4 separate regions of the Mus musculus genome follow, and regions 2, 3 and 4 are each linked to region 1. The links are chromatin loops, found by intact Hi-C in ENCODE. Cell type or tissue: heart. All regions are shown on one strand. Links, peaks and the distances in the headings refer to the core of each region. The heading gives the core; the rest is flanking DNA. Region 1 has its middle 16 kb from the start of Dtx4. Region 2 overlaps Mpeg1 (macrophage expressed gene 1). Region 3 overlaps A330040F15Rik (RIKEN cDNA A330040F15 gene). Region 4 overlaps Lpxn (leupaxin).

Evidence for each region. Peaks named below come from ENCODE experiments on the same cell type or tissue, not always from the same donor. Only the 100,000 strongest peaks of a DNase experiment are listed, where the experiment ranks them.
Region 2: a loop joins it to region 1, with 2.4 times the contacts of the local background. A loop is called at or near these places in 25 of 42 quality-filtered maps.
Region 3: a loop joins it to region 1, with 7 times the contacts of the local background. A loop is called at or near these places in 36 of 42 quality-filtered maps.
Region 4: it touches region 1 in a loop (6-fold over the local background); 24 of 42 quality-filtered maps call a loop at or near these places.

Annotation. Positions count from the first base shown.
Region 1 is chr19:12,515,810-12,521,174 of GRCm38, forward strand. No RefSeq gene overlaps it. Among named protein-coding and RNA genes, the nearest start is that of Dtx4, 16 kb to the left of the region's middle. In heart, for the core only: a CTCF peak has its summit at 2,178; a DNase peak (open chromatin) is centred at 2,282; H3K4me3 peaks cover 722 bases; H3K27ac peaks cover 533 bases; H3K27me3 peaks cover 368 bases.
Region 2 is chr19:12,464,090-12,469,454 of GRCm38, forward strand. It overlaps Mpeg1 (macrophage expressed gene 1), which reads left to right. Exons shown (of 2, transcript NM_001374668.1): 2 at 1-1,191. Dtx4 (deltex 4, E3 ubiquitin ligase) reads right to left here. Exons shown (of 9, transcript NM_172442.3): 9 at 2,247-5,365. Among named protein-coding and RNA genes, the nearest start is that of Mpeg1, 6.0 kb to the left of the region's middle. In heart, for the core only: CTCF peaks have their summits at 2,287 (motif pointing right) and 3,557 (motif pointing left); a DNase peak (open chromatin) is centred at 2,312.
Region 3 is chr19:12,589,758-12,595,122 of GRCm38, forward strand. All of the region lies in intron 1 of A330040F15Rik (RIKEN cDNA A330040F15 gene), which reads right to left. It also overlaps a transcript of Fam111a not described here. Among named protein-coding and RNA genes, the nearest start is that of A330040F15Rik, 4.1 kb to the right of the region's middle. In heart, for the core only: a CTCF peak has its summit at 2,375; a DNase peak (open chromatin) is centred at 2,394.
Region 4 is chr19:12,818,104-12,823,468 of GRCm38, forward strand. It overlaps Lpxn (leupaxin), which reads left to right. Exons shown (of 9, transcript NM_134152.4): 4 at 1,233-1,332. Among named protein-coding and RNA genes, the nearest start is that of Lpxn, 22 kb to the left of the region's middle. In heart, for the core only: a CTCF peak has its summit at 2,492 (motif pointing left); no DNase peak of the experiment used is centred there.

The sequences.
Region 1 (5,365 bases), core at 200-5,199:
CAGTGTCCACCCAGCTATCCCAGACTATCTATCTTAAAGTCCACTAACTCATGTTGTTAATTTCACTTGCCACTTTATATCCTCTCTTCTATGGAGCCTAGCATACAGTTCTAGGTATTAGGGTGTGTGTCCCTGGGCATCTTCTCCCATATTCCTTATGCAATTCACTTAGAGTCCCTTTGTTGCTCATGTTCAAGGCTAAGTGTTCATTGTATATCTTCTCAGAGAGTGTGATTTGTCCATTCCTGATATTATGATTTGTAAATCCGGACACAAAATGGAAAGCTCTGGATGCATAGTCACCTGAGTTCTCACGGTTAGGTCATTCAGAATAAGGCTAAATACCCATAGGTGCTGTTTACAGGAGAGTTGGTTCTCCCCACAGGAAAAAAAATGAGCCTTGGTTCAAAATCCCAGAAATCTGTGCTGTGATTTTTTCCAGTTCATTGTGCTTGTATTGAATCTGATAGTTTTAGTATCTACAGAGCAGCCAGGATGCATGACAAAAGCAGTATCCTGTCTCAACCAATGGCTCTTCTGAAGATCCTCTCCTTTTTTTTTTTTTTTTTAAAGAAAATATCTATCTATCTATCCACATCCCAAATACTGCCTACCATCTTGGTCCCCCCTCACAGAGTTTATACCCCTCCCCTTCATCTCTGAGAGGGCAGCCCTCTTCATCCCCCTTCTTTGGTGCACCAAATCTCTGCAGAGTTAGGCACATCCTCCCCCACTGAGGCCAGACATGGCAGTCCTCTGCTACATATGTATCGTGAGGCCTTGGACCAGCCCATGTTTGCCCTTTGGTTGGTGCATCAGTCTCTGGGAGCTTCCAGTAGTCCAGGTTAGTTGACACTGTTGGTCTTCCTGCAAGGTTGCCATCTCCTTGAGGGCCTTCAATCCTTCCCCTAACTCTTCCACAGGGATCCCTGACCTCTGTTTAATGTTTGTCTGTGGGTATCTACATCTGTCTCAGCTGCTGGGTAGAGCCTCTCAGGGGGCTGCTATGCTAGGATCCGGTCTGTGAGCACAACATAGCATCCATAATAGTATCAAAGGTTGTTGCTTGCCAGTGGGTTGGGTCTCAAAATGGGCCAGTCACTGGTTGGCCATCCTTCAGTCTCTGCTCCGACTTTGACCCTGTATTTCTTTGGGTCAAACGTTTTGTAGGTGGGTTGGTGTTCCCATCCCTCCACTGGGGATCCTGTCTGACTACTGGAGGTGATCTCTGTTGTTGGGCATTTTGGCTAACGTGATGTGCAATCCCTTTTCTAATGTGACACAGCTGACAGTCTGTGTGTGAACCTGCAGATGGGTGAGACAGTACAGCCCCTGAGATCTGTGCTGCCTCCAGACTCAAAGAACGCAATCAGAGGGCATATCTCCTTCTTCCCAGTGGAGTCTATACATCTCTCTTCTAGGTGGAATATGCAAGATTTGATTTTACTATGGTTAGGAGGTCCCAGCATATCTCTAGTTTATAGAATTTCTGGTTATTCTTGGAGTGTGCTTCTCATATTCGGAGGTGAATCATACTGGGGATCTCATGCATTGTGTTGACAAGATCTGAGGAAAATAAGGGAAAAAATTCCTCCACAAGGACAGCTCTCTCTCTCTCTCTCCCTCTCTCCCTCTCCCCTCTCCCTCCTCCTCCCCTCTCCTCCCTCCTCTCATCCCCCTCTTCCCCTCTCTTCCCCCCTCCTCCCCCCTCCTTCCCTCTCCTCCCCCTCCCCTCTCCTCCCCCATCCTCCCCTCTCCTCCCCTCTCCCCTCCAGTCCCCTCTCCCCTCTCCTCTCCTCCCCTCTCCTACCCCTTCCCCTCTCCTCCCCCTCCTCCCCTCTCCCCTCCTGTTCCCTCTCCTTTCCTCCCCTTCCCTCTTCCCTCTCTTCCCCTCTCCCTCCCTCCCTCCCTCCCTCCCTCCCTCCCTCCCTCCCTCCCTCCCTCCCTCCCTCCCTCTTTCCACCCTCTTTCCTTTTCTTTCTAACAAGTGCTGTTCCTTTTTCTAGTTGGCGAGTCTCAGTTAAGTCACACCAAGAAGAGAACACATGGAGGAGAAGGCCTCTGGGACCCCCGGGCTCTGTTTCAACAGTTTCAACAGGTTATTCCACAGAATCCTGGCTCCTTTATTTTTTTTTTACTAGTTTTAAGGGTGTACTTGCTGCTTTTTTCCTGCAGGCGGAGACATTGTGTTGGAAATAACCCGTGAATGTACCCACAAGCGTTCAGTTCAAGCACAGCAGGACTTTCCGGTTCCGATTCTGGGTTGCTTTTGCGAGTTTATGCAGAGGGCAACTAAGGATATACACTACACGTCCACTGGAAGCCGATGGTAAACAGGAGGGTGCCTTCTGAGGTGGAGAAGTGAAGCACATAGCACAACATCCTACAACAGCAACTTGAAACCTTTCATGAGCTCTCATTCATAATTTTCTCATTGCTTTCCCTTCCCCACTGCAAATTTCACGTAAATCAGTTGACTCTAATGCTTTTCCCCAACTCGATCACTGGGGAAATCAGAAGTTTAGAACAATATTCCTGCACAGGAGCCGGGGAATACGGAGATGCTGACAAAGCAGGGCTAGAACGCAGCAGTAAGGATAGCAGAGAGGGACAGAAAGCTATGACCAGCCCTTCCTTTGGCTCCTTGCTCCAGAGATGGCACCAAAGCACCAGCATGCATGTCAGACTTTCAATATTATCAATTAATGGCAGGTTGATCAGGACGAAACTCCATCTTTACCTCCATTCTCATTAACTTCCTCCCCTTATTTTATCTTTTGTTTTTCCTGTAATTGAGAAGGTACTTGTAGTTAGATTTAGAGCCACATAGCTCATAGTGATCTCATTTCTTGATCCCCTATTATATCTACAAAGTTCTTTTGTCCAGATAAGCTAACTTATATGCATGTCCTGGGTTAGAACTCTGAAAAGCCTCAGAATGGGTGTGCTTCAACACAATACTACTATCTTGACTCACATAGATGTTCATTTATAAAGATTCATTTATGTTCATTTCTGGAGGGAGAGAGAGAGAGAGAGAGAGAGATTTACTTTCTTTTTAATCATGTGTACAAGTGTGGTGGTGGGTGGGTATGGGAAAATGTGTAAGTGTCCATTCTTGTTTGAATATATATATATATATATATTTATATGTATATATATTTCCCTATAAGGTAGATCACAGTCATTTTTTTTTTTTTTTTTTTTTTTTTTTGGTTAGGAACATTAGGCAAAGTTTCAGGATTATTCATGGAAGACACTTACACAGCAAAACCATCAATACAAACATCACAAAATACAAAGAATGTGGCAATACATCCACAAGGAGGAGAGTTGCCCATGGTATGAGGGCTGAGAAGAAGTTAGAAGGAGGTCCTGTGCCATTTGCTCTGGGAGACTGCATTCTTCAGTTCTCTGTGCAAAGTTACAAATGAGGAAAAACCAGCAAAAGGAGGATTTGACTTAGGCGATTTTTAGGGAGTTTAGTTAATTAGTTAACATCATTTTTAGGAAGTAAGTACATTTTTGGGTGCATGTTGTAAAATTCCCGAAGAGTCAATAAAAATATTAGGTTGGGGGGCTGGTGAGATGGCTCAGGGGGTAAGAGCACCCGACTGCTCTTCCAAAGGTCCGAAGTTCAAATCCCAGCAACCACATGGTGGCTCACAACCACCCATAACAGAGATCTGATGCCCTCTTCTGGTGTGTCTGAAGACAGCTACAGTGTACTTACATATAATAAACAAACAAACAAACAAACAAATAAATAAATCTTTTTAAAAATTAGGGTTATTTATTTGGGGATTAATTGTTTCAGTGTTACCTGGCAGTGGTAGCCCATGCCTTTAATCCCAGCAATTGGGAGGCAGAGGTAGGTGGATTTAAAAATATATATATTAGGTTGGGGGGAAAATATGGGATTGAAGATAAATCACTTACTGCGTTTTGTCTTAGATTTGATGGATTACCACAGTGGCTGCACTGGATTTGAATTGTGCTTCAAGAATATCTCCTTGGGAGATGACAGAGAGTAGGAGAAGCGTCTCATCACGTGCTGGCTGATATTTAGAAAATAAACAGAATTGTGGGAAAGGCTTCTCTTAGCTTATAATTGATGGTGAGTTCTCTCTCCTATCACCTTACCATACCCTCGCATGCCTTCTCCCACTCCTCTACTTTCTGTTTGTAGATACACAGCTTTCTTCAGTGTGAGCGAATGTACTTTATGATTTTTTTTTTATTGTTGTGAGATGGCTTCCTTCCTCCTGAAGGAAGCCATACTGTGGAGGAGCTCACATCTCAGGACTTTAAGTTGCAACGTATAAAGTACTTAAGAAAAAACGTGCCTGCTCTATGAACAACAAGTTCCATGGGTTGGCTTTTTTTTTTAAAGTTTTGTTTTAGTTGATTTTGTTTGTAAATTACAGACAAAAGTTTTAAGTACTATGGGATGTACAGATTGGGATTGGTTTCTAAATCTGAAATTCATTTTTTTCCTGATTATCTTAAAAATGTATTCGGATCCATGGGCTAGGCGGAGGCTTCGGCACCCACGCAACTCAATCTCCATTCGGGTTCCCCAACAACTGCAGAAGGGGCTGTAGCCTGACTGAGGAAGCCAGTCCCCATCTGGGCTGCCTCGTCTGACCTCAGTGGGACTTAATGTGCTGGAGTGGGGGCATGCAAGGGGGGGGGGGCATCCTCTCAGAGAAGGGGATGGGGAGAGGGACTCTGTGAGGGGGGGACCCGGAGGAGGGGCAGTGTTTGGGATCTAAATAAATAATTTTTTAAATGTATAAGAATAAGGAAATTTGGCAAAATAGTTAAGCTTGTGATTCAGTATGAAAAGTGTATCAGAATAGGCAGTAAAAGTAAATATTTTGAAAAGAATAATGGTAGAAAGGACAAATGAGAGAAAAAAGCCATCTTCTGCTACATATGCAGCTAGAGACACGAGCTCTGGGGTTACTGGTTAGTTCATATTGTTGTTCCACCTATAGGGTTGCAGACCCCTTCAGGTCCTTGGGTGCTTTCTCTAGCTTCTCCATTGGGGGGCCCTGCGTTCCATCCTATAGATGACTGTGAGCATCCACTTCTGTGTTTGCCAGGCACTGGCATAGCCTCATATGAGACAGCTATATCAGGGTCCCTTCAGCAAAATCTTTCTGGCATATGCAATAGTGTCTGGGTTTGGTGGCTGATTATGGGATGGCTCGTGTCTCTAGTTGCATATGTAGCAGAAGATGGCCTAGTCAGCCATCATTGAGAAGAGAGGCCCCTTGGTCTTGCAAACTTTATATACCCCAGTACAGGGGGACGCCAGAGCCAAGAAGTGGGAGTGGGTGGGTAGGGGAGCAGGGCCGGG
Region 2 (5,365 bases), core at 266-5,265, 52 kb before region 1:
CAATGAGAGTATTCTAGGAAACTTTGAATTCTTAGATCTGTCAATTAACAGGGTTATAAATGAAGAACTAAACAGAGCTCTAGTTTGGCAGATCAAGCAGTATGGTTTCACGTTCATGTGTCAAAAATGTAACTCCTTCCTCTCTCTGGACAGTCTTTCCCCTTGTCTTCTTACCACAGCTGAGGGTGCACAGGAATACACACAAACCCCTTGGACTGTAGCAAGAAGCTTTTATCTGCCTAGGGGTGAAAAATGCGCAAGTCACAGTGAGCCTGCACTTACATAGTACTTCCTCCCTAAAACTAAAGCTATTGGGAAAGCGCTGTCTTCTGTCTGTTAGGATTTGCCTTTTCGCGCTGCTTGGAAGAGGGGTGGGGTAATTTAAAACAAAACAAAATTTATGTCACAGTTAGCTGGGAAAAGGCCATGATATGTATTTCAGTTCCAGGATGGCTTCCATGGGTTATCTGGAAGGCCTCGTGATTGACAACTGGCAATAGTTGGGGTATTGCTCAATTTTCATATCTGAGAATTTAATTCTCTACAACACGGAAATTCCTCTACAGCTGTCTTAGAAATTATGTATCTATTCACCACAACACATCAGTGAGCTATCTTCTACGAAAGATGATGTATTCTTGCTTTAACACTTACAATCAAGCTCTTGTGCACAGAGTAGGCCCTCCTGAAGAGCTCCAAGTGTCTCAGCCTTCAGGAACAGGGAGAGACTTCCTCATTCGTTTCCATTTGAGATACAGAGAGGAATGAATGACTGAATTGGAATTCTGCCCTACCACCTGCCCAGCCAAGAGGGCTAATTGCACAACCTCTCCATCGAACCTGCCTCTTGAGCGTTAAAATGTTCTTCTTAACCTCTGTGTGCTTTGTGGGTTTGGGCTATATTTTAATGTTTCATTGAAGCCAGCCATCTTTCTGAAAATACTAGTTACAATCAAGCTCTTGTGCACAGAGTAGGCCCTCCTGAAGAGCTCCAAGTGTCTCAGCCTTCAGGAACGGGGAGAGACTTCTTTCTGTAAATTCTCTGAATCTGCAAAGCAAGGCACATCAGAAGACTCCCAGATCTTTAATGCAGAAACTTCCTGTTGAATTTTTTAATATTTGTCCCATAAACATGTAACTCTACTAACAAAAATGAGTATAAATATGCATTAAAATGTGTACTTGGCAAAATTTTATCTTGGTGTTCATCTGTATGAAGTCAGAATACAGGGGTTTCCAGTTCACCCTCAAGCCATGTCATAGGTCTCCTGGGCTCTGCCCAGTCTTGACTTTAAGGCTGGGGTCTGCAGAAAGACCAGGGCTGGTTTCTGAGAAAACCATACTCCAAGGGAGATCAGAGATGGAGATAGTCTGGTGAGAAGAGAGGCTAGACTTGTTGTTCAAGAGTTCCTTGTTGTTCTTGTGTTCCTATTATTACTGGGATGTTTAATAACAAATGCTTACTGGAAAAATTTAAAACTGCCTGAAAATAAGGAGCCATTTAAGTGGTCAGTATTCACGGCTGGGAAGATGGTTCAGTCGCGTGCCTGCTATTTGAGCATGAGAATCTTGAGTATGTATCCCCAGCACCCCTGTAAAAGCATGGATGGTGGTATGAACCTGGAATCTCAGCACTCGCAGGTATGGACAGGTGGCACATGGGGCTCATTGGTCCATCAGCCTATCCTAGCCAAAATGGTAATTTCCAGGTTCACTGAGAGAACCCTGCTTCAAAGGATAAGGTAGAAGACTGCAGAGGAGATAACTAATGTCAACCTTTAGCTTCAGCAGACCTTCACACACACACACACACACACACACACACACACATACTGCACCCCCCACACGTGTCCCTTTATACAAGCATGCATCGCCTCGCACATATGCACCTCCACACACATACATCCCCGCACACACATACATCCCCGCACACACATGCATCCCCCAACATGCAAGAAGCCAGTTTCCATGTTTTTAAAGATGACCCTTTCCCCCCAAGTTCACATATTCATTTCTGTTGCTTTATGGCCCGTTTCTTTGAGGGGAAACCCAGAGTTAAGTCAGGTGAAATGTGGGAGTAGAAGAGATGTGGGAAGTTTTAGAAAATAAAGAAAGAAGAGTTTCCCTTTATCGAACTAGTTGGACTGAGGTTGCCCGCAGATAAAGGAAGTAATCCTCATGCTTCTGAGCCAGCTGCCAAAGCACTTCTACAAAAGCAGGCCCTTAGGAGTAACGACAATTTGTGCTTGTTCATTTGCAGTTTATTGTTCTGCACGTACACCTCATGAGCACCAGGGGGCGATGTCCTCCCACAGAACAACACCAACAACTTCAAATCACAGCAGTTACTAACAGAACACCTGACATCTGGACATTCACCAGCCCTCTCCCAGAAACCCCCACTGAGATATAAGTGACCAACGAACAAGCAAGGGGGGGTGGGGCAGTGGTTATTTCTTGGGCCACAGCAGCCTTCTCCCAATCCTCTCATGCACACAGCAATGCGATGCCAGGACAAGTACTTTTGACTGAAGTATAAAATCACACAGAAGTCTAAATCTTACAAAAAGGACAGGGGAATGGAAGCACAAAGGCACAGACAACCACAGATATACCACATAGCTTTTCAAGGGATAAGCATCTCATAGCTGTGTCTCCAATCCCATTTGTTCACCCCGGGAGTCTCATGAAGGAAGAACATGGCTGCTGGTGCTGAGACTGTAAAAGAAAGGGCATGGGGGCTCCCTGCTTGGCCCAGTAGAGCACACCAGGGCTTCTCTGGGGAAGCACTCTGGGTCAAAGTCGCTTGTGTCCAGGGCCTAATCTCATTGAAATGAATTCTGTATATTTGGGGGTTGGCACAAGAGAAGGAGTAAGGTACCAGCTACTGCTTGACCCACACATTGTTGAGATTGCCAAGCTTCCATCAGACCAGAAAGCTGAAAGAGTGAAACTTGAGGGTGAGGTAGCCTCTCAGAGCATCCTCGGGGAATAAGGAAATGAGACATAGACATTTTAAAGTCCTCTGGGGAAATTCTTGAAGACTAACCCTCAAAATGGTCTTTCTTGTAGAACAGTCACTCCCTGAGATGTCCTTCTGGGCTCTTCCTTCTGCCTCATGCTATGCTTTTCCTGCGTCTACCTCCTTTGCTACGTGAAAACATCCCCCACTGGCCATTCCCACATCTCAGAGCCTGTTTTCATTTCTTCACTTCCTACTGCTTCACTTTCCTATCCATGAACTCCCAGTCTAATTTCTCATCCTTGTTGCCAAGAAGCAGGGACTGTAGATAACAACGAGTAACTGAAGACAAACATGATTGTAAGCCTTCAATGAGGGTCCGATTATCTCTGAAATTCGGTAACCTGATAAAAGGGTGTGACATTAACGCCCGTGGCTACTTGCCTTCCATTTAGTTCTGCTGTATCTTTCTCTACTTTAGCAGGAGTTTTCCCCGAGGTGCAGTGAATGCAGCAATCTTCTGCTCTGCTTGTGAGACAAAATGGCCTCCCATTGATAGGACAGGCTGGACTAAGATGGCAGAACATTCCCTCCAACCACAGCTCCCCCTAGTGGAAGGCGATTAAAATTCCATTAGCCATTTGTAGAGTGAAAGAAAACTCAGCACCAGGGAAGTGGGTTAGGGACACTTGGGTGATTCTACTGGCCACAGCAATATCAACAATGGTGGAAGCCCAACAGGAGGCATCTCTGGTGCAGGGTGGTATGAAAATGTGGACTCCAGTTCTAACGTAAGTACAAATGTGGAAGGTTGTTGAATTTCTCACTTATTTTTACCAAGCATCAAACGTTTCAAATCTTATGATATATATGTATGTGTATATATACACATATATATAGTCAAACCCTCGAGACATGAGGTATATAAGTTCAAATTAGTATCCAGAGGAACTTTCCCCAAACACAAAGTTCAAAGAACCCACTTACAAAGGGGAAATTATTTTCCCTTCTTGATTCTCCATTCTCTTTTACCTGACACCTAATCCATTCTTTAATGGAGCCAAAGTTGAGATGTTGGGGATAGATTGGATCTTGGGACACCACCCAGATGCCGGTTAGGGAAGACCAGAATGTGTTCCTAACTGTGTTAGGAATGAGCTAAAGCGACTTCTGCCACCATGGTTTTGGCCAATCTGTGCTAGATGGGGGCTAGAGCAAGGGGCTGGGACAGGGAACAATAATGTCTCTGGTCTTGAATTAGCAAATCTGTGGGGAGATGAATTGAGCTCTTATATAAAGAAGACTGGATGGAAGCTGGCTCTGATCTAATATTAATAAGAAGGAGAAGGGTCAATCTAGCTCTTGAATCAAGACATCTTCCCAAGTACAATTCTATGTCCATTAGGGTCCAAGTTTATTACGAGATGGGCTGGCAAAGGTGAGAAAAGTCAAAGGGCCATGCCTTTACTATAGAATCCCCAACAGAATTGGGATTTGGCACGTGAAACAGAATTTAGAGACGTGATGGGACTTTCCCAATAACCTGGCCCAATAATGCACACACACCCACACAAACATATGCACAAACACAGATGACAAAGAGCCTGGTGTGGGCTCCAACTCACAGTGACTTGATGAAACTGAGCTGGTTTGCAATGAGTTGGGAAGAAGGCTATGGGCTCCTCTCCCTGAGGATAGTGCAGATGCTCACTGGGATGCAGGCTCTGATTGGATCAGAGAGCGGTTGCTTGGAAACAGCATCATGGGATGCCACCCCAGAGAGGAATTCCTGAGCCCTCCCACCCACTTGAGAGAATCAGATGCCTATGGACAGGTCAATAGATGAGGAGGAAGGAAGGGCCCAGGCTCCTCCCAGAGGCATTTGACTCTGACCCTCTTAACATGAACTGCTTCCTTACACTGCACCAAGGCATCCAATTTCTGATGTCACAGCAGTCTACACCTCTCTCCCCAATTGTGCACAGTGAGAGCTCCCTGACTCCAGTGGAGGAGAAAAAAAAAAAAAAAGCAGAAACTCCACTCTCAAGGCAGAGTGGAAGCAGCAAGAAGCCAGCTGAGGATAGGGATCTCAGCTTCACAAGGCCAGGATATGGAATACCTCAATAGTGCCCATACATTAAATATGCTGAACATACTCCCTGCTTAGGGGTGGGGAGAGGTGCAGGTCCTTGACTACCCAGAACTGAAGACTCCATGGGGACAGAAGGAGGTTGGCCCTCATCCCGTGTCTGGTTCGTTTTGGATGAAGTGTAAGAACGACATCATCTTAATCCAGCGCCCTCTGTGACTGAGAGGGATGGGAGATGGGAATAATACAAGAAGGGACATGAGGGAGTCAGGAGGCATGGCATCAACCTTGACTCTCTCCATTTTCTGCCCTGT
Region 3 (5,365 bases), core at 305-5,304, 74 kb after region 1:
TTCACAGCTGTTTTCTTTAGTTATTTATTTTTTGTTTGTTTGTTTGTTTATAACTTATAAGTTACTCTTACCAGCCAAAAGATCCTCATTATTTTTAAGTTCTGTTGGGAGTAGAGGGGGTTCCGACCCTGCAAGTATTATGACTGACAACGAAGTGGACTGCAAAGAATGAAAATTGGGGCATCTGAATTGCGGCAGTCAGATGGGGATCAAATTTAGAGAAAATGGCTTAATTTTCTTACACATTTAAACACAGTAGGACTTTGGGAAAGTAGTTTCTATGTGGTAATTCTCATAGAAAAGCCTTAGAAATGGATACATTGAAATCCCCTTGCAAAATGCCCCACTATAGAAAAGAATCTGAGACTTTGGTCATAAGAACAGTGCATGTTGACTGGGCTACATACAGTGCTTGGGGCTAGAACCTGCAAAGGAAGATTTAATAAGCCTGAGGGTGGATCCTACAGATGGAGGGTACACAGTACATGGGGGCTTTTCATAAGGATAAATTCTATTTTCTAAGAGAAAGCCCATGACTGGGGCCTAATTGGTTCTCAAGACTTGGGGGAAATTCAGGTGGCTGCTGCTCCTAAAAGAATAGCCTAGGGCACCAAGTTGTTTGACCAGTTTCACTCCAGCATTCCAAGTGACTAGGCATTCATTTCCTTAAAGAAAATAGGCCTGCCTAATTGACAATCCTGGTTGCGGCAATGCTTAATCTAAGCTGTGCTTCCTACCAAATTCCATATTCGCTCCTTAAAATTAATCTGTAAACATCCCAAGTCAAATTCTTACAATGTGTCCTGTCGTTTGCCCATAGGACTGACTTGTCTGCTATACTCTTCTCTACTGAGAGGCATGCTCTACCTTCTCAGCTCTCAATCTATGACTTTTCTTAGATTTATTTATTTATTTTATATGTATAGGTGTTTTTGTCTCTGTGTATGCCTATACACTAGGTATATGCCTAATGCCTAGGAATCCAGAAGAAGGCATGAGCTCCTCTGGAATTTGGAGCTATAATTGGAGGGTTGTGAGCTGCCATGGCTGGTCTGGGAATTGAACTCCAGATCCTCTGGAAGAAATGCTCATAACCCTGGAACCAACTCTCTAGCTTGTCAACATGTAATCAATAACTATCTTTTCTATTACATATTCTGCTCTGTACATTCCAGAACCTGAGAGGATTCCCTGATTTGTGGAATCAAATTCTGTCAACCAAGAAACACATGCAGTGGGCAAAGGAAGAGGATTAAAAGTCCCCACTGACACACATGTTAATACGTCTGACTATGAGCTAGCGATCCCAATGGCTCTTCAGTATTACTCAAGTTATTCTCAGCAAAGGAGAAAAAAGGATGGGCTGTTACATTGGGTAAGCAAGTCCCATGGCCCTGCAGAAAAGGGATGTAGCTATAGCTACCAGATACATGACTTACTAGTGTGGATATTAATCATGTCAGCAATAAAGGACTTCTGTGGTACATAGCTTTGCGTTAACCAAATCATTAGAAATCCATTCAGTTTAATACAAACCAGTTATCCAACACCAAAGATAGAATCATGTAGGTGATTTCTTTTTTCTAACTCTGAACCCACTCTTTGTCTACCTCCTCCTCAGCTGCTTTTGGGGGAGGGAGATAAAACATACCTCTGAGAGGTTTCTATTCCAGGGGGGCTCTGGGGGCCATGCAAAATTGTATACCCATGTTGGGAGGAATTCAGAAAGGGGCTCAACAGTATTATTTTGACTCATTCAACGAAGTCACAGTATCCCTCACTTTCCAACAAGGAGGAAAAAATACGAACATCAAAGCCTGGTCAGTCTGACAGAACCAATGGGAGGAAGCACGGTGCATGAGGCCAACACCTGGACCTGGGTATTCTGTAGCATTGAGAGTTACGTGGAGAGAAATGGATGCTGGCGTGAAAAGGTGCTGACAATCAAGTTTCCCTTCTCTATCTCCCCACAGCTGCACTTCTCTACTCTAGCTGGCCTGTACCAGAGTCTTTGATTTCCTGGGCTTCTAAGCAGGTGTATGGGGTAAAAGCCCCTGATTTTCATTTTGATTCTGTTAGTGGGAAGGAAACAATAGAATCAAACTGATGTAGGTTAGGTGATACTTTTGATGGGGAAGGAAGATAAAGGGAACCCAAAGAATAGGATCATTTGGATGGACTCAATACTTGATGCAGAAGAGGACCTCTTGTTTGACATCTGCTCCACTTGGACATGTCGATTGCCCTCTGGGCCTGCATGTAGGCTAGCAAAATAAAAGTGTGCTAAGGAGGTGGAAAAGCCCAGCTGTGGTGAGAGACTCAAGTCTGCAGGCCTGCTTAGAGACCATTTCCTAACACAACATTGCCACCTATTGGATGGAGCTGTGAGGTACATTCCCTCCCAATGGCAGCCAGGATCCTGTGTCAAAACAGACAGGTCACAAGGAGGCTTTCTTCTATTGGCATCCTTTTTGGGCAATGACTCAACTGATATTTCATAACAATGAAAGTATGCCATTTAAATATATAGTTTAACCAAGATTTTAGCCTGCATAGTCTTAGTGTTATTGATTTAACCAAAAACCAACCAACCAACCAACAAAACATAAGAGCCTTGCTGAAGGCAATTTACAAGTTTTTCACTCTGAATTCACAACAGGGGTCCTGGCACACACACACACACACACACACACACACACACACACACACACACCTTATGGAAATAGATCAAAACCAAGGATAATCAGGATATATGAACACCAGACTTATTTGAGGATCTTTATCCAGAGATGGTAAAGGCACATTCTCAAATCTTCCATACCTTATCAGGAAGAAGGATGTATGCCACCTGATAGATTTTTGGGTCAGTGAAGGAGGACAGGAATGTGGTTAACATTTAAATGATGTATCTAAGCCTTTCCTGTTACTCTTTTGGCCATATTTGATGGCTCATTGAAAGTTTTATCCACTTGAGGAAAGCATGGCAGATGGTCTAAGACAGCCAAGGAAGGGAGGTTTTGGTCATGGCAGCATAGAAGATGCCAACACTGCGAGACATGCTAGAGAAGGATGAGGAGAATGGACAGCGCCAGAGAGATGCAACTGAGATAAAAAAAACAAAAATATCATATCATATCACTGGATACAGAAAAGCATTCAGCAAAATTAAACAATAATTCACAAGCACTCTCAGCAAACTAGGAATAGAGCTTAATTTCTCAGTATGATAAAGAACTTTAAAAACCCTACATCTATTATGATATGTAATGATAGGAGACCTAAATGCTTTCCTGCCAAGATCAAACATGAGGCTATGATGTTTACTGTCACCACTCCAATTCAATACTAGAAGTCCTAGCTGATGTAATACAAGAAATACATAACACATGTATTAAAAGGGAAGAGAAAGGCTCTTTACAGAATACGTTTGTCTATGTATCTTAAAAAATTCCTAAATAATGAACAATAGCCACAAAAAGTTGCTGGGCCGGATGGATAAATGATTTAGTTCACTGTTGATGTTCTAACAATGTACATGAGGCTGAGGTACTTTTCTTTCCTTCCTTCTTTGTTTCTTTGTTTCTTTGTTTCTTTGTTTCTTTGTTTCTTTCTTTCTTTCTTTCTTTCTTTCTTTCTTTCTTTCTTTCTTTCTTTCTTTGTTTTTATGTGTATGGATGTTTTGCCTGCATGTATGTCTGTGCAGTACATGTGTGTCTGATGCCATGGAGCCAGGAGGAAGTTGTCAGATGCATTGGGACTGGAGTTACAAACAATTGTGAGCTGTCATCTCTCTAGCCCTGGTCTGGGTTATTTTTGAATAGTAGAAATTTGTTACTGTATCTGTGGAGACTGGGAAATCCAAGATCTAAGGACTTATGTCTCTGGTAAACCTCACTGCTTCCAAGATAGTGCCATTTGTTGCATCTTTTGATGACAGAAGGTGGAAGGACAAAGAGGCTTGATCTTTAATGAAGTACTAATGTCAATCATGACAGCTCAGCCTGGTAATCTTACTCCACTGAGCCTTAGGTAACATCTTACCAACATGCACGTTGTGGAGGGATCTATGTATATTGAGACCAGAGTGAAAATTGAAGCAACTGTAGAGTGAACAGATAATAACAAAAAATTCTTATTTACCAGCAATTAGCAATTGGAATCTGACATTTAAAACAATGTTTTTTACTCTGAGTGTGTCCTACTTATAATATTCCAACTTAGCTTATTATTACAGTTTGTGAATCAACAGTATATACTACTGATAGGGGACGAACACATATATAAATAGAATTGAATAGAGAGATTTTGAAAATGGATAGGTTCACGGAATATTTGCAGGTGTATTTGACAAAGGTACCAAAGAAATTCAGATGAAACTTTTTCATAAATCACACTGGAGCAAGAAGTCCCCAAAGTCCCAACAGAAAGAAAAGGCAAGGAGGGAGGGAGGGAGGGAGGGAGGGAGGGAGGGAGGGAGGGAGGGAGGGAGGGAGGGATCATTTTCCACATAATAATTAATTTAAATTGTACCACATATCTAGGTATAAATTGTAAAATCATAAGCCTTATAAGGAAAAGCAGAAAAGTCATCAAATCTAAAAGACCGTCAAGCAATTCTTACACTAAATACAGAAAGTGGAAGCCAGAAAGTTGTAAAAAACAAAAACCCTGTTAAGGATGAAAAGAGCCTCCAGCTTGATAGAAGATATTTTCAAGTCAAGTATCCAAAAGTTTTCATTGAGGATATTTTTAATGTTCTCACTTCATTTTAAAAGTAGCCAAACACATGAACAAACATTTCACAAAGAAGATGCAGAAATCAAGAAGTCACATAGGGAAACACTAAATAAGCATCACTATTATTAACACACGGCATGTTCACACACATTAAAAGCTCAAGAAATATCATGACACCCCTAATAGAAACGCTAAAAAAAGTATACTGATAATAGGATTCACAAAATGGCCCAGTGGCTAAAAGAGCTTACCACACACCAAATAACCCAAGTTCAATGCCCAGGACCCACATAATGATAAAAAAGAACTGACTCTACAAAGTTGTCCTTCCCTCTCCACATACACACTATAGTTTGTGCCTCCTCACAATGATGCTGATGAGGACGACAACGACGACGACGATGGTGATGGTGATGGATATGAGGAGACTAGATGTTGAGTACATTGCTTGGTCAAAGGGAGAAACGGCACAACCACACTAGAAGACTGGCTCCAAATCAATGGCTGGGGAGCTCCTAGATCCTAGAGTAGAAGATGCCACTGCTAATTCCTAAACAGTCTTGTGTCAAAATTCCTTCTCAATATTTATGTTTATGTCCATAGGCCTAGGCAGAAGCTTTCTTTAAAA
Region 4 (5,365 bases), core at 234-5,233, 300 kb after region 1:
ATGAATTAATTATTGGTGACACTGAGGTTATTGTTAATGTGCTTAAGGTGATGTAATGAAGCAAATATGCACATTTTCAGATCTAGTAGTAATCTCAAATATGTCCAATTTTATTACCTATAAGCCCCAACTTGTACATTATTAGATCTCTAAACACATATCTACTACTTTGGGTCCTCTGGCATACATTTTATTTCCTTTCACATTTCTTGCTCCTAGAAACCATTGTTTTGTTTTATATTTCTATGTATTTAATCTTTTTACATTCTACATATAAGCATGTATGTACAATATGCAATACTTTACTTCTATTTAATTTTATACAATGTCCTTTAGGCTCATTTATGTTGATCTGCTTCTTCTCTAAGGCCAAATTATATTCCAGTGTTTATGTCATCCATTATAGTTTAACTGTCCTAATTAATTTACTCATCCACAGATAATTTGGTTATTTACATATCTTGTAAATAACACTGTAAGAAACATTGGGTCACAGACTTCTTTACTATGTGCCAGTTTCATTTCCTTCACAGCAGAGAGGGACTGCTGGGTCATATGAGAGTTCTATTTTTCATTTCTTCGGAAGCCTTCATATTGTTTCTCATTGTTGGTGACTACACCAACCTGCACACCACTGGCAGTTTACTGTGGTTTCAGTTCTCCTTACTTTTGCCAGCATTTGCCTCAGGCTGTAATGGGTATGAAGGACTATCTCATAGTAATATTGGTTTTCATTTTCCTGATGAATAATGAATCTGAGCACCTTTTTGTATACCTGATGACTGTTAGTCACCTTTAGAGGAATTCAGGTTTCTTGGTTATCTTTAAAACTCTCCATTGGTTATGACTTATAATTTTAAATTTCTCTATTAAAATACATGCTATGGCTTTACAGCTCTGTTCTGAAGTTTCTTGTACTCTATTAATTGGAGCCATGTCCAATACTTTTCTTCATACACTTGAAAAGGAATAGGTTATATATGTATGCATGTGTGTATTCATGTATGTATGCATGCATATATTTATTTATTTAGGGGATCAAAATGAAACAGATATACAATACAGAGAGGCCTTATTTTAAAATTTAGAGTAGTAGCTATACTTAAAATATTTCCTGTCTCTGGTTTTTAGATTCATATCAAATAGATTAATATGTAAAATTGCATCCTTTGGTATGTTATATGTGACTTAATATTTATTTGATTTTTTGCTTTTTCTTATTCTATCTGTAGTGAGGTCCAAGAGCCAAAGGAATCAGTCCTGCCTCCCAAAACCTCAGCAGCTGCTCAGTTGGATGAGCTCATGGCCCACCTGAGTGAAATGCAGGCCAAGGTGGGTACTGTCTGAATTATGAAGTTTCTGAGTTCCAGAGAGACACCAAGGTTGCTTAGTAGTGGTCAGTCTTCATCCCTTGCTTGGGAATTTTAAGGTGGTGCTCACTTTCTTAGACTATGTTTAATTCAGTGGAGAAACTCATTTGTGCACGAACGATAACATGGTGTAATGTCATAGGCCTTGATCTGGAGGATCTTGAATTGTTCTTGTTATAGTCATAGAGCTCTGCAGTATTTATAGAAGAAAAGGATGGTGATTTTCCAATGAGTGGAGTAAAGCTGAGGGATTTTGAGAGGTTAAACAAATTTTATCAGAGCAGTTGTGATGGGAGTTAGAATGGACACTTGAAGAATAGATGAGGCCTCGATACATATGATAAGAGTTAGAAAATCCCAAGGGCAAAGATTGCACCTACGGCGTGATCATGCAGAAGGGTTGTTAAACACACATGCCTGAGCAGGACAAGAGGCCGGTGGGCAGGCTGTGATGGAGCAAGGGAGGCCAAGGTAGGAAGGATAAGTTCTGAGCCCATACGGAGATAAAATCTGCTCTTTGTTCTTGTCTGTAGAGTGAAAATGGCAAGCTCATGCATCCTGGCAGAAAGCAGAAACCAGATAAGGAGCCTTAAGCATTTATCAAGGAAGTAGATCTAGAATTCTTAATACAGAGATCTAGCCATTTTAAATCTGATTGGAAGTTAGGATGCATACCCATGAAATCAGTATGAAATGTTTAAAGGAGACTTAAAATGTGTGTGCTAGAGGGGAGCAAGGACAAGACATGAAACTATCCACATCCTGCTCAGCACCCTAGCACTCAGTAACAACACATAGCTGTTGGAGGATCAGATGAATACATGTCACAGACAAGGTTCTCTGATGGTTAATACTTTACAATTAGCTAACATCTATGCTAAAGTTGAGTGAATTGACACTTTGCACTGCATACTTAACAATGCTAGAACAACAATCATTAGGAAATTTATGCTGTGTTTTCTCGTTGATTTAAAGTGTATCTTGGTATATTTAAAATTTAACTTACAATGTATGTTTTAAAAATAATCCACATACATTGTATAAAAATCAAAAGTACAAAAATATCTACAGTAAAACCGTTTTCATATCATGTCTCGGATTGTCCCATTCTGCCCCCTGCTGGTCTTCAGAATATACTGCAGCTTACATATGTATCCAGAAGTATTTTAGAATATGCAAGCAAAAAGATGTAGATGTGAAGAATATTTTTTTATGTTTGTCTTGAGGATTTTCCTTTTTATTAATTATTTTCTTTATTTACATTTCAAAATGTTATCCTCTTTCCTATTTTTCTCTCCGAAAAACCTCCAATTCAACCCCACACATACCGCCCTACTCCCCAACCCACCCACTCCTGCTTCCTGGCCTTGTCATTCCCCTGCACTGGGGCATAGAACCTTCATAAGACCAAGGGCCTCTCCTCCCATTGATGACTGACTAGGCCATCCTCTGCTACATATGCAGCTAGAGACACAAGTCCCACCATGTGATCTTCCGGTAGTAGTATGTCCATTTTTCTGAGGAACCGCCAGACTGATTTCCAGAGTAGTTGTACCAGCTTGCAATCCCACCAACAATGGAGGAGTGTTCCTCTTTCTCCACATCCTCGCCAGCATCTGCTGTCACCTGAGTTTTTGATCTGTGAAGAATATTTTTACTTAGTTATTTTTCAAATGTAAAATTAGTAACTATTTTGTTATCTCTAGATATTAACCTTGTGAATAGATAACTCACAAACACTAAACTCTATTATATAAAACAGAGGAAAGAATTTTGTTTAAGGATCAATTTTTGAGGGAAATAAGCATTTGTATGGTAAAATAATATGAGGCTATTCCAGACAGTGAAAGTTGAATAACTAGAGGCCTCTAGACAGATATTGTCTGAACTGTTCAGGAGAGTGTTGGGAGCCTGCCCACTTCAACAATAAGGCTTCTAACTGTGAAATAGAGAATGCAAATTGGGAAGACAAAGTGAGGGTAGGTGGGTGTGAAGCATTGAATGTCTATTAGATGGTTGATAAAAAATTAATGGGGAGGCAGTGGAGAGACAGTGTATCTATCTGATAAGATAAGCATTAAGTAGATAGATGGCAGCAGCAGCCAATGGTGAAAAGGACATGAAATGTTGAAGGGAGAAGGTGTGGTGTGGTGTGGTGTGGTGTGGTGTGGTGTGGTGTGTGTGTGTGTTAAACTGACTTGAATGATTTATAGTAATTGCTTTGTTTCTGTGTTTGAATAAATTCAATCCATAGATAGTCTCACTACCCTCTCTCTTTTTTTTTTCCATTTTTTATTAGGTATTTAACTCATTTACATTTCCAATGCTATACCAAAAGTCCCCCATATCCACCCACCCCCACTCCCCTGCCCACCCACTCCCCCTTTTTGGCCCTGGTATTCCCCTGTACTGGGGCATATAAAGTTTGCAAGTCCAATGGGCCTCTCTTTCCAGTGATGGCCAACTAGGCCATCTTTTGATATATATGCAGCTAGAGTCAAGAGCTCCGGGGTACTGGTTAGCTCATAATGTTGTTCCACCTATAGGGTTGCAGATCCCTTTAGCTCCTTGGCTACTTTCTCTAGCTCCTCCATTGGGAGCCCTATGATCCATCCATTAGCTGACTGTGAGCATCCACTTCTGTGTTTGCTGGGCCCCGGCATAGTCTCACAAGAGACAGCTACATCTGCGTCCTTTCAATAAAATCTTGCTAGTGTATGCAATGGTGTCAGCGTTTGGATGCTGATTATGGGGTGGATCCCTGGCTATGGCAGTCTCTACATGGTCCATCCTTTCATCTCAGCTCCAAACTCCGTCTCTGTAACTCCTTCCATGGGTGTTTTGTTCCCAAATCTAAGGAGGGGCATAGTGTCCACACTTCAGTCTTCATTCTCCTTGAGTTTCATGTGTTTAGCAAATTATATGTTATATCTTGGGTATCCTAGGTTTGGGGCTAATATCCACTTATCAGTGAATACATATTGTGTGAGTTTCTTTGTGAATGTGTTACCTCACTCAGGATGATGCCCTCCAGGTCCATCCATTTGGCTAGGAATTTCATAAATTCATTCTTTTTAATAGCTGAGTAGTACTCCATTGTGTAGATGTACCACATTTTCTGTATCCATTCCTCTGTTGAGGGGCATCTAGGTTCTTTCCAGCTTCTGGCTATTATAAATAAGGCTGCTATGAACATAGTGGAGCATGTGTCCTTCTTACCTGTTGGGGCATCTTCTGGATATATGCCCAGGAGAGGTATTGCTGGATCCTCCGGTAGTACTATGTCCAGTTTTCTGAGGAACCGCCAGACTGATTTCCAGAGTGGTTGTACAAGCCTGCACTCCCACCAACAATGGAGGAGTGTTCCTCTTTCTCCACATCCTCGCCAGCATCTGCTGTCACCTGAATTTTTGATCTTAGCCATTCTGACTGGTGTGAGGTGGAATCTCAGGGTTGTTTTGATTTGCATTTCCCTGATGATTAAGGATGTTGAACATTTTTTCAAGTGCTTCTCTGCCATTCGGTATTCCTCAGGTGAGAATTCTTTGTTCAGTTCTGAGCCCCATTTTTTAATGCTACCCTCTCTCTTAACTGGCCTTAAATACCTCACAAATCGTTGCAAAGTATTCCTCCACATTCGCTTTCCTTAGTCTCAGATTAGCTGCATGCCAGCCACAGTCCCCCCTTGTTAGATGAGTCAAACGTCTTCCATAAAGGACCTAGACAATCCTCACTTCCCTCCATACAGTCTTCTGTGTGTTCAGTCCTAGTCCTTCTGCTCTGGCTCTGTTCCTCTTGTAACTTTTCTTTTAATATGCCAGATGGTTTGATTCTTTGGGCCTTTTCTCTCTGTGGAATGACAATCTCACTAATGCCAGTATGTCTGGATTCTTGAGTACATATGCTCAAGTCTGCTCTAGTACTCTTCCTCAGAGGCCACTGCCCGAGTCAGTTGGCACTTATCACACTACATCCAGCACATCAACCTCATAACC